3 separate regions of the Homo sapiens genome follow, and all the other regions are linked to region 3. A link is an interaction called in ENCODE POLR2A ChIA-PET data of the cell type or tissue named here. Cell type or tissue: GM12878. All regions are shown on one strand.

Evidence for each region. Peaks named below come from ENCODE experiments on the same cell type or tissue, not always from the same donor. Only the 100,000 strongest peaks of a DNase experiment are listed, where the experiment ranks them.
Region 1: POLR2A ChIA-PET joins it to region 3 with 5 read pairs; 3 of 35 experiments call an interaction of 5 or more read pairs at or near these places.
Region 2: POLR2A ChIA-PET joins it to region 3 with 5 read pairs; 3 of 35 experiments call an interaction of 5 or more read pairs at or near these places.

The regions. Positions count from the first base shown.
Region 1 is chr3:124,569,305-124,573,304 of GRCh38, forward strand. All of the region lies in intron 34 of KALRN (kalirin RhoGEF kinase), which reads left to right. All of the region lies in intron 2 of LOC105374076 (a long non-coding RNA gene), which reads right to left. Among named protein-coding and RNA genes, the nearest start is that of UMPS, 160 kb to the right of the region's middle. In GM12878, no CTCF peak of the experiment used is centred here; no DNase peak of the experiment used is centred here.
Region 2 is chr3:124,576,209-124,580,208 of GRCh38, forward strand. The region is part of intron 34 of KALRN (kalirin RhoGEF kinase); the gene reads left to right. LOC105374076 (a long non-coding RNA gene) reads right to left here. Exons shown (of 4, transcript XR_001740872.2): 2 at 456-555. Among named protein-coding and RNA genes, the nearest start is that of UMPS, 150 kb to the right of the region's middle. RefSeq lists an enhancer at 1,491-1,780. In GM12878, a CTCF peak has its summit at 546; DNase peaks (open chromatin) are centred at 523 and 1,789.
Region 3 is chr3:124,648,861-124,652,860 of GRCh38, forward strand. It overlaps KALRN (kalirin RhoGEF kinase), which reads left to right. Exons shown (of 60, transcript NM_001388419.1): 38 at 1,948-2,078. Among named protein-coding and RNA genes, the nearest start is that of UMPS, 80 kb to the right of the region's middle. In GM12878, no CTCF peak of the experiment used is centred here; a DNase peak (open chromatin) is centred at 2,131; H3K27ac peaks cover 1,858 bases.

The DNA.
Region 1 (4,000 bases), 80 kb before region 3:
AACAGCTTCCCCATGCTGCAGAAGGTGGTGGAGAACCGTGGATAAAACTTGGGCTCTGAAGGCAATTACCATCAACAGCCTGAGAATGCCGGGCAAGTTTGATAATGTCGACTTGTGTTAAGTGTGTCACCAACTCACAAAAATACCTAACATTTATTGAGCTTTACCATGGGTCAGGTTCTGGGTTGCTTTATGCTAATAGCAATAATATTTTCCTCATCTTACAGATAAAGACACTGAGTCTTAAAAAGATTAGGTAATATGCTCAAAGTCACATAGCTGACAAGCAGTGGGCCTAAATTTGAACCCACGCCTGTCCATTTCCCAAGGTCTCACTTTACCACTGTGTTCTACACCCTCCCAAGTCTGAAAGCCTTTGAGACAGGCACTTTAGTTTATTCTCCCATCTGACTTGGCTTGTTAGCCAGTCTAGCTGAATCTAAGAGCATTAACCCCATTATAGTTACACATACCCACCTTCCCACTCTCCCTCTCACCTCTGGCCCCAAATGCCCCACTCTCTAGGAGGAGTGGTAGTAATCAGAGACAGATTTTGTCCTGTGGGTGCTTTGCCAACTAATAAGATTCTGATGTCCTCAGCTGGAGCAGAATGACTCCAAGGAGCACTCTGGACAGCAGGCTGAGCTTAGTCCAACTCTGATAGCGGCCTGCCAACCCCTGGTGCTGGCCCAGCCTGTTCAACAGATTGTCTGCAGGATGGAAGTCCCCTGCACTTTCTGCTGCCAGGAGCCAAAATGCCAAAAAGTTCAGGCTCCTCTGCCTACCAGGAGAGTCCTCCAAAGGTCTTTCTCTACCTCTTACTTTTCAGTATAATTCTGCATTAGGAGCCCTACCCTCAGGTTTTTCATTTATGCCATAATGCCTAACATGGCTTCACTATGGGAGGCTAAAAAAATAATTAGAGGATGAATATTCCCTAAACATTTCCTTTCAGGTACGAAGTGACATGTTATAAATTGCAGCTTGCTGATTTACTTTATCCTACAGTCCTCAATTGCAGGATTGAAGTACGATCCTTCAATCCTCTTCATTTGTATAGGATTGTACTGGTAATTGACTAGATGTGAGGTAGTCCTTTGAGATTCAGAACTCACTTCCTCATAGAAGCAGAAGTATACATGGGAGTATGATCAATGAGGGTGAGAACAGGTTTCCACACTAGCCCACAACATTTTCCTTTATATTAGCATAGCTGAATTACCCTATGTTTGCAATGAAAAGGTGTGGTATGGTGTTTTTAAAAATTATAATACTGTTGGGTAAGAATAGCTGAAACCCAAAAATAATGCATTTGAATAAGAAATGTTGTAATTTATTTGAGTACTGATACTTTTTGAAGAAAAGTATGTTTAAAGATAGATGGAGAGAGTCTAAAAGGAGCTCCTTGACATTTTTCAGAATCATAAAAAGTTAGAGTTGAAACTTACTCTTTTTATAACTGGATAAAACCGGTTCTTGAATAGATTTAATTTGACTCCAGAACATTGGCTTCTTTTGGCTCCTGGGATCTTAGAATTGAAAAGCAGGTGAAAGGTGTTCTAGCTCACTCTCTTTCCAAATACAAGAAACCCCTTCCACAATGTCCTTGACAAGTGGTCAGCTAAGCATTACTTGAGCACTTCTAGGGACTGGGAGCTTATTACTTCTAGAGCCTGTTGGATTTTAGTGTAATTCTAAGGGCTAGAATATTCCTCATATATTGCACTGAAATCCAAACACTTTCTACCCACGTCTCCTTCTATTCTCCCCCGTCCGAGCCCCGAGTGTAAATCCACCAGTGCTAATTATTATTCTCCCTCTCCTTCTGATCTGTATCTAGAAGAAAGTAATACAATTTGCAGATAAAATGTTAAACACTTCTTTCCTAAGCTATATAAGCCTAGCAATTTCTCCATAAATCCTTTTATTAAACGCTTAGAGCAGAACAAAATGTTTTTAATTAAATTCAACAATCCTGACTTGTTTAAAGTGATTGTTTGTGTTTATGGATTAATAGTCCTTTCCAATGTCCTTGGATTTGAGAACTTCACAGTCCATCCTTACCCTTGAACTTTGGGCATCCCCTGGTTTCTCACTCACAGACACCTGATCTGTTGTCCTCTCTGGGCATAGAGCTTAGAGGCAAGTGCCTTCTACTCTGAGACTCTCTATAGGCTGGACTTTTTTCCTGGTTATTCCCTACAGTCATTCATATTGCTATTTGTTCTAAAGTAGCATTTTTATTACCTTTTATTCATGTCTTCCTGAATTACCTCTAGGATCCTTTCCACTTCTAAAAATGTCTGTTTTTTTCTCTCTGCATCAGGTAATTACCTTTGTTAATTTAAAGGGATTAACCAAAGTATCCTGTGTTTATTTTATTTTTTTTCTATTTTTTATTTTGGAGACAGGGCCTCACTCTGTTGCCCAGGCTGGAGTGCAGTGGCAAATAGCTGGGACCACAGGTGCTTGCCACCATCCCTAGCTAATTTTTGTATTTTTTTGTAGAGATGAGGTTTCGCCATGTTGCCCAGGCTGGTCTCGAACTCCTGAGCTCAAGCAATCTGCCTGCCTTGGCCTACCAAAGTGCTGGGATTACAGGTGTGAGCCACTGCACCCAGCCAAAGTATCCTATTTTTGATGCATATAAGCATAGCATAAATATCTTCATTTTGAGGTCCAATTTTTTAATTTGGGGTGCATGAAATCTCCATTTTTGTAGTAAAAAATGGTTGAGACTGGGTGCAGTGGCTCACATCTTTAACCCCAGCACTTTGGGAGGCCAAGGCAGATGGATCACTTGAGCTCAGGAGTTCTAGACCAGACTGGGCAACATGGTGAAACCCCATCTCTACCAAAAATACAAAAAATTAGCTGGGCATGGTGGCATGCACCTGTGGTCCCAGCTGCTGGGGGTGGAGGTGGGGGAAGGGCTGCAGTGGGAAGGGAGGTGGAGGTTGCAGTGAGCCTAGATTGTGCCACTGCACTCCAGTCTGGGTGACAAAGCAAGACCCCATCTCAAAAAAAAACAAAAAACAAAAAACAAAAAAAAAAACAGGTTGAATGTCAGCAATTTCAGTTAAAAATGGCCCAACCTAATGTATTGTAATCTACTGTTTTTTTTCCTTAAAAGGGTACTGGCAAATCTTTGAAAACGGAACAGAATTTAGTTCTCAGGGAATCAGATGGGGTGGGAAGAAGACAGGGTATGAAATGAGAAGCCACTTATTTTGAGTAGAATGTCACCTAATCTTCCTGGGTTTAGCTTCCACATTTATGCAAAAGGAAGCTGATAAAGATGCCTATGTAACAGAGTTGCTGGGAGGCTCAAGGGTAGAAATGTTAAGTAAAAGTGATTTTTAAACTGTGAGGTTGGTTTTATTATTATGTGCACAGGCTGATTGTTTAGGATAAAACAAAAGTTGTCTGTGGCTTTACCTCGGTATGCAGTAGACTATAAAAACATGGTCTGTCTGTAATCCCAACACTTTCAGAGGTTGAGGCAGGAGAACCTCTTGAGCCCAGGAGTTCCAGACCAGCCTGGGCAACAGAGCGAGACCCCGTCTCTAGGAAAAATTTTTAAAAAGCCGGGCATGGTGGTGAGTGCCTATAGCCTCAGCTACTTGGAGGGTTGAGGTAAGAGGATCACTTGAGCCCAGGAGGTCGAGCCTGCAGTGAGCTGCCATTGAGCCATTGCACTCCAGCCTGGGCGGCAGAGCGAGACCCTGTCTCCAAAAAAATGTCTTGGGGTGGAAGGCCTGAGTCTGAATCCTGGTCACTGGCTAGATGATGACCTTGGGTAAGACACTTAAAATCTATGAAATAAGCCGGATGTGATCATACACCTGTGGTCCTAGCTGTCTGGGACGTGAGAGAGGATGGCTTGAGTTCATTGCTGCAGTGAGCTATGATTGCACAACTGCACTCCAGCCTAGGCAATGGAGCAAGACTCCATTTCTAAAAATTCTAACTTTAAAAAATCTGTGAAATTGATTAATAG
Region 2 (4,000 bases), 73 kb before region 3:
TCTTCATTGCATTTATCACTACCTGACATATTTGTTAATATTCCTCTGCAAATCCCCCCTACCAATACAGGGATTTTGTCTACTGTGTTCATTGCCCTATCCCCAGCATCTAAAACAGTAGCTGCCATGTAAGAAGTTCTCAGTAAATATTTATAGAAAGGAGGGACGGATCATGCATCAGGGACCTCTGCAGAGTTCTTATGTGAAGGACCAGGCTCAGCATGTAGAACGGTAAAGGAAACTGGCTTAAGCTTTAGCAGGAGGACTTCAGGATGGGAATGGGGAATCATGTTCTGATGCTAGGAGTCCTGATTGAGGAAGTCTTCTCTGGGGACGTATGGGTTAAGTACCTCTCATTTATTTGGACTGGTTGAAGGATGAGCAGGTCATTATCCACATTCCATTATTGGCAGATGTACATCCTTTCTATTATTGGAAATCCTCAATAAACTCACCTGAGTTACATCAAGACAAAATCCACTTTCCATTTGACTCATCAGAAACCTCTGCACTGTACTCCGTGAATGTACATGCTGCTGCAGCTGCTATTTGTGCCTGTAGGAGGGAAGGTGGCGTTGGCAGAATTAAAATGCCATCCCACATAGTGGACACTTAGCAATCATAAGTTTACCTTAATTGAAACTCAGAGTGATAGACTGGCACTCTTATACTGCCCTACTTTGGGAACACTTTGACCTACTTAGAGGTAAACGTTTTTGGAAGTAGATAAAACCTGGAGTGGTTTGTTTTTAGCAATTCCAGCTGCAGCCATCTTTCACTTTGATAAATAGCTCATCTGCCCCTGAGCTCAGGCCAGCTCAGGCGGCTGCTCAGTACAGATATCCAGGAACCTGTCCTTGTTGCCAGCAGTTCTTCCTCTCTGTCCTCACAGAAGAGGAATGTTGGCCATTCTGGGGAGACATCTGTGTCCTCTCAGTATGGCCTGAACCACCCCCCTACCTTGAACCTGGTTCAGACAAGACAGTGATCAGTAATACTTCCTGGAAAAAAAAAAAAGAGGGTGGCTGCAGGCTGAGCTGGGGCCTCTCTTAAGGATAAGTGAGACAGCTAGAAAGAGGCAAACAGGTGTCAATTGGGCAAGTACAGAGGAACACATTTAAAGGTCAGTAGGTGAAGACATATGGACTGAGCTCAGTAATGGTTCAGTCATTAGAGTCCAGGAGCTGTCTGTCACCAAGTGGATGATGGTACCCACAGGGCCAGCAGTGGTGCAGTGGTTAGACCACACTAAACAGAGATAAGAAGGAGAAGAGATTACTATGCGTGATTCTGGCAAGCACACTTTTTCTGTACACCTTACTGTTAAAATAACGCATATTACCTGGGAATGGTTACCCACACAGATATTATACACTTTTGAAAAAAAACATATTTGGGCTGGACACAGTGGGTCATGCCTGTAGTCTCAGCACTTTGGGAGGCTGAGGTAGGATGATTGCTTGAGGCCAAGAGTTCAAGACCAGCCTGGGCAATGTAGTGAGACCCCATCTCTATAGGCAGGTGTGGTGATGCATGCCTGTAGTCCCAGCTACTTGAGAGACTGAGGTGGGAGCCCATGATTTTGAGGTTACAGTGAGCTCTGATTATGCCACTGCACTTCAGCCTGGATGACAGAGCAAGACCCTACCTCCAAAACAAAACAAACAAACAAACAAACAAACAAAACCCCCCACCATATTTGGAGTTCAAATTAAATATAGAAGCAATGTACACATTGTACCTCCTCTCTCTAATTGAAGTGTTTCTGGTTACTGATGACTATTGTCTCAATTCCTCTTTTTCACATAAAGAAGAAACCCCAACCTTATGTCCAGTACTATTCTGTTTCCATTTCTTTTTTCTTCCACAGAAAATTAAACCAACTTCTGCTAGAATTCACCCTGTTCTTCTTTGTCTTTTCTCATGGAACAGGCCTTATTTAATTTACATTTTCCTTATAAACTCCCATGTATAGGTTAGCTTAGTGACTTACAAATAGTAAATATTCCAAGACCAATTATTTGTTGAATAAATGATTAGTACTTGGAAAGAATCTTAGATGTTTAGGCCACAGCCACAAATGGAGGCCAGGGCTTGGTAATTTGGGAATATTGATTAGCCATCCCGATATCAGCAATCAGGCAGTTCATAGATCAGAAATCTACACAGGGAAGATGAGAATTAAGGAACCTGCAGTTAGCAACCAGGGAGCATGGCAGGCAGTGGAAGAATGGGTCAAGGGACCGATTGTCAGAGTTTGAGAAAGTAAAACCATTTGTGTTCAAGTGTTTCCTAAACTCTACAATGCAGGAACTCATCCACAGTGTGAGTGGCCTTGGGCCCTAAAGTCCGTGGTTCTCAGCCATGACTTCACATTGAAATCCTCTGCAGAGCTTTTTAAAACCCATAGATTGGCCGGGCTTGGTGACGCTTGCCTGTAGTCCCAGGTACTCGGGAGGCTGAGGCAGGAGAATCACTTGAACCTGGGAGGTGGAGATTGCAGTGAGCCAAGATGTGCCCCTGCACTCCAGCCTGGGTGACAGAGTGAAACTCCATTTAAAAAAAAAAAAAAACCTATAGAATCCAAATATGGGGGTGAGTGCTACAGGTGAGAATCACCCCTGTGGGGAAAGGAGAGCAAGGGAATGGTTGGAGTGGAGTTAAGGAGATCAGGGCCTGGCCTCTGCACTCACCAGGAACCATGATCACGGCTCACCAAGCCTATGCTCTATAAAAGGTCACAGTAAGAAGGGTCTCCTATGAATCTCTAGGCCTGAATTGGGGCATGGTTGCTGTTCCTTCTTTCTCTATCCTGAGCTTTAAGAAATGTGGGGAAATGATTGTGATTTAGTAAAATTCTTTTCCTGTCCATCTGAAGAGAATAACCCTAAAGGAAAAAAAAATGGCATATGTCTGTTAGTGTAAGAGACAGGTACCTGAGGTCATGGTCCAGTGTTACTGAAGACTGTGGTTAATGTGGAGGGAGAGGCAGTCACACTGGTGCCTGATGTCAGGCCTGACATTGTGGTACACCTGGCCTACTACATCTGCAGGCTGATACCAGAAATTCTTTGGGGTTCACTGTTGTTGGAAATGAGGGTGGGACATAAAGTGGTCACGTAGGTAGGCAGAAAGCCTTATTCATGTAAAATGGACTTAGGCTGCAGGTATCACTGAAGACAAAGTCTGCCAAAAATATAAATGAGACTCAGCCATCTAGTTGAAAAGTAAGACTACTTTAAATATATTGCTTATAGCTCAGGAGCTTTTAGCCTGAACTTTGGGAGTGGGTGGGTAGGTATGTGAAAACCCTGAAATAATAGACATTCAACTGGCTTACACAAAAAGGAATGTATAAGCGAGGGGCGGGCACAAGTAAGGTCCAGGAATAAAGCTTTAGGAAGAAGCCTCTCTAGCTATTCAAATGATATCATGGGAAACCTACCTCTCTCTCTCATCTTTTCCCTGTATTGGCTTCATTCTCGGAGAGCTTCTTCCCACATTGTTATAGCAAAATACCCCCAGCTGCTTTAGGCTAACATTCCATCAACTTAGAAATCTTGTTGAAAGGGATGGCTGTTTTCTCAGATGTTCTTGCTAAGATCACAAGGTTTATGCTCATTGCATAAACTCGAGTCATGTGCTAAATCTGAACCAATCCCTGTGGCTGCCTGGCCACACCCAGGTCATGGGCTTATCTTTGGAGTAGAGGGTGGACAAGGGGAAGATGTCAGCCACACCCAGAAACATGGTCTCCAAAGGGAGGAAGGCTGGTTCCTCAAAGACAAGTCAAGGTGCTGTTACAAAAAGAAGAGGGCACAAATGCCAAATGGGCAAGGACAATGTCCGAATCTCGAGTAGGTCTCCATGTGTTTCTGTACCAACAACATCAGCATCACCTGGGAACTCATAGCAATGCAAATTCTCAGGCCCCACCCCAGACCTACTAAATCAGCAGCTCTGGGAATGGAGCCTAATAATCTGTGTTTTAACACACCCT
Region 3 (4,000 bases):
CTCTCATTTCCTTAATAACAGGTTACAGATCCTGTATCTATAAATTGAGCTAAACCCTTCTTGACCTTTCCATATTTTTAGCCTATACTGCTGCTCTGGATATAACAACTTCCATGGCTGATTACTTGTTCTGTGAATACTTTTATCTCAAGTTAAAAGAAATTCTCTCTTGAGTTTGAAGACCCTGTCCTCTTAGTTCCAGTTTCTAGTGTTGGTAACAAATTCATGTTTAGCCCTTGGCACATTTTGTCAGTTTGGGGGTGGGGGAATGGAAGGTTTGATATCTGCTTAGTGTTATGTTTTTCAGATTCAAATCTTCATATTCTCCATCTTTTCTTATAAAATGGACCATCAGGAACCTCATTAGTTTTTGATTTATTTCTCTGGACCTTTCTGTTCTACCTGTTTAGCCTATGTTAAAATAGAGCAACTGAGAGCATCATGACAATACTCCAAGTGCAGCTCACTGAAGGCCAAGCTGAAGCCTTTCATTCCTACCTTTTTGGACTGCATTTTTTTAAATCTTTGTGACTTTAACCTTAGGGCTAATGTTTTCAAAAACTACTAAATGAAACTGTTTCTGTTAGCTGCAGTAGCTGGTTTAGGCAGGCATCTTGTAAGAGCAGTTTAGGGCCAGACACGCTGTCTCACACCTGTAATCCCAGCATTTTGAGAGGCTGAGGTGGGAGTATCACTTGAGCCCAGGAGTTCAAGACCAGCCTGGGCAATGTAATGAGACCCAGTCTCTTAAACAAACAAACAAACAAACAAACAAAAAAGATTAGCTGGATATGGTGGTGCATGACTGTCCCAGTTATTTGGGAGGCTGAGGTGAGAGGATTGCTTGAGCCTAGGAGGTCAAGGCTGCAGTGAGCCATGATTGCACCACTGTACTCCAGACTGGGCAATAGAGTGAGACCCTGTCTCAAAATAGATAGATAGATAGATAGATAGATAGATAGATAGATAGATAGATATTATGGCTGGGTGCATTGGCTCATGCTTGTAACCCCAACACTTTGGGAGACTGAAGCGGGAAGATCACTTGAGCCCAGGAGTTCAAGACCAGCCTGGGCAACATAGTGAGACCCTGTCTCTAAAATAAAATAATAATAATAATAATAATAATAATAATAATAATAATAAAGAATAGCCTTAGATTAGTCTCTCATTATTTGTTTTACAGTTGCCCAACTTGACCTTACTCTCCAGCCTCACTGTGTATCCACACTACTTCTGCCAATTTGCATAATGAAATGCTAAATGTCACTGTGTAATCCTTCTTCCAGGACACTTGTAAAAGTGTTAAGATTGACTCCATTTTGAATATTTTTATCGTTAACAGTTCCATCCATGGGGACAGGGGAAAACCCCATCATCATAGGACATTTTTAACTTTTCAAAGGGGTTGTACAGCTATTATCTCGGCCTATTCCTTAGAAATCTGTAGAGAGGGAAGATTTAATTTGAAAACTGAGAAAAACTGAAGCATGGAACAATTTTAGCTATCTCACATAAATCATTCAGTGACTAGCAGGTCTGGGATTCAAATTTAGGTTCTTTTACCCTTAGTTCCCTCTGGAGTACCATATTCACCCTTTTCACTTGTTTTCTTTTGTAACTGCATATTTGGTATAGAATTGCGATCGTTAGCATTACCTCTGGAGCTCTTAACTAGAGATAGTCACTTTGACAATTTCATTATGTCTGGGAAATTGGCAGCACATAGATGCCAAGTACATCCTGGTTGCCTGAGAAGGTGGCAGCTCTGGGCTCCCTGCTGCAGGAGGATAAAGTCTCTGGTCTGCTAGTGCTTCACTGTGGTTTGGTGAGAACAGCCTTGGCTACTGATTTTCCATGTTGTCTGTGGCTAGGCTGGGAGGACACAGGGATTCCAAATGACTTTTCAAAGTACACTTCTCTAAGCCTGTTTTTCTCTCTTTTCAGAGTCTAGAAGGAAGCTCATACCGGGGGAGCTTGAAAGACCCTGCAGGCTGCCTGAATGAGGGGATGGCCCCACCCACACCTCCTAAAAACCCAGAAGAAGAACAGAAAGCCAAGGCCCTGAGAGGCAGGATGTAAGTGGCTTCCCCAGTTCCTCCCTGTGGTGCACATGTGAGTGCGGTGGACAATGGACAAAGGTTGGGGAAAATTCGAGAGGGGTTCCCCACGCTGTTTCCACTGACATCTTTCATTCTAAGACTCAGATCTGTACAGCATAGCACTGATAAACATTGAGCCACTTTGGCACTGACTTGATTGAAGTTTAGGCTAAAGTATATTCTGTGAGATAGCAGCTATTACTGACAAAGTGTGGTTGTAGGTCTGTTAGAAATTTAAAACATAGTGATAAAAGGAAAATGGCAAAGTTGAGGAAACTATGAGACTGTTACTGAGGGCCTATAGAATCAGAGAGTCTCTGACCGTGGCAGATAGTCTGATAGAGATCACCTAAGAAAACATTTCCCCAAATGTAGGAAAGTTATATATAGAGGAAGGAGCTGTTGTACCACCAAGCAGGTCCTGTCTCTACTCCTTCTCCAAAGGTTTTAATTTTGCATCTGTTTCTGGGATTAGTTCCAAGAGAACTTCTTCTCCACTTTGAATAGTTAGTGGTAAAATAAAATTCATAATGCAGAACAATCCCATGTTATGCAAGAGTTACCTATGTTGATATGAAGTCAATCTGTTATTTGAGTTGATCAAGAATATACCACATACCACTAGTGCAAAAGCAGAACTCCTCCAAAACTTTCATTTTCTTTTTCTTTTCTATCTTTTTTTTTTTTTTTTTTGAGACAGGGTCTTGCTTGGTCACCCAGACTAAAGTACAGTGGTATGATCATAGCTCACTGCAGCTTTGACCTCCTGGGCTCAAGGGATCCTCTCACCTCAGCCTCCCAAGTAGCTGGGACTACAGGTGTGCGCCACCATGCCTGGCTAATTATTTTATTTTTTGTAGAGATGGAGTCTTGCTTGGTTGCCCTGGCTGGTCTGGGACTCCTAGGCTCAAGTAATCCTCCTGTCTCAGCCTCCCAAAGTGTTGGGATTACAGGCAGGATCCACTGCACTTGGCCAACTTTTGTTTTCTTGTTTAGGGTTGTACTCTGTGTTGGAAGCAGAGCTACTGATGAGTCTTAGACATAGCTCAGCATGTGAGAGATTATAAGCAGTAGTGAGAATTGGGAAGGCAGGTGTGAAGGGTCCCTCCCTGTTGTTAATTAGCCTGCCTTTCTCTCTCAAATTCATCACTCCTTTAGCCTAGCCACAGACATGAAAACTAGCAAAAATAAGTGAGGCCAGGTCCTTCTGTTACCTAGAAATGTACAAAGTGTCTATTTATGAGTTTCTGTTTCCTAGGAAACAAAAGTGAGAACATCACAGTGAAGGCCTGGTTTGAAAGCAGGGCTATCACTTCATAGTGGAGATGAACAAGTAGCATGTAAATCTTGAAATTCTGTATTTACCCCCTCAGCTTTGTGAGTACTCAGGGGGAACCCCAAGAAGTTGGTAAATGGAATAGAGGTTGATAAATGCCATACCCAAAGGGAAATTTCCTAGCACTTGCACAAAGCTGAGTCTCCTTAGCTTCTCAGGTTGTTGTTACACAGGTGAGGCCAAGTTGGAGCTGATGTCTTAGTCCTTTGTCAAGTCAAAGCAAAGCTTAAGTCAGAAAGGTGACCTCTGAGGTGGCAGGTGACCCTGGGAAAAGCCAGTCACTACTCTTTTTTTTTGAGATGGAGTCTCTCTCTTTTGCCCAGGCCAGAGTGCAGTGGCACTATCTCGGCTCACTGCAAGCTCCGCCTCCCGGGTTCACACCATTCTTCTGCCTCAGCCTCCCAAAGTAGCTGGGACTACAGGCACCCGCCACCGCATCTGGCTAATTTTTTGTATTTTTAGTAGAGACGGGGTTTCACCGTGTTAGCCAGGATGGTCTCGATCTCCTGACCTCGTGATCCGCCAGCCTCAGCCTCCCAAAGTGCTGGGATTACAGGCGTGA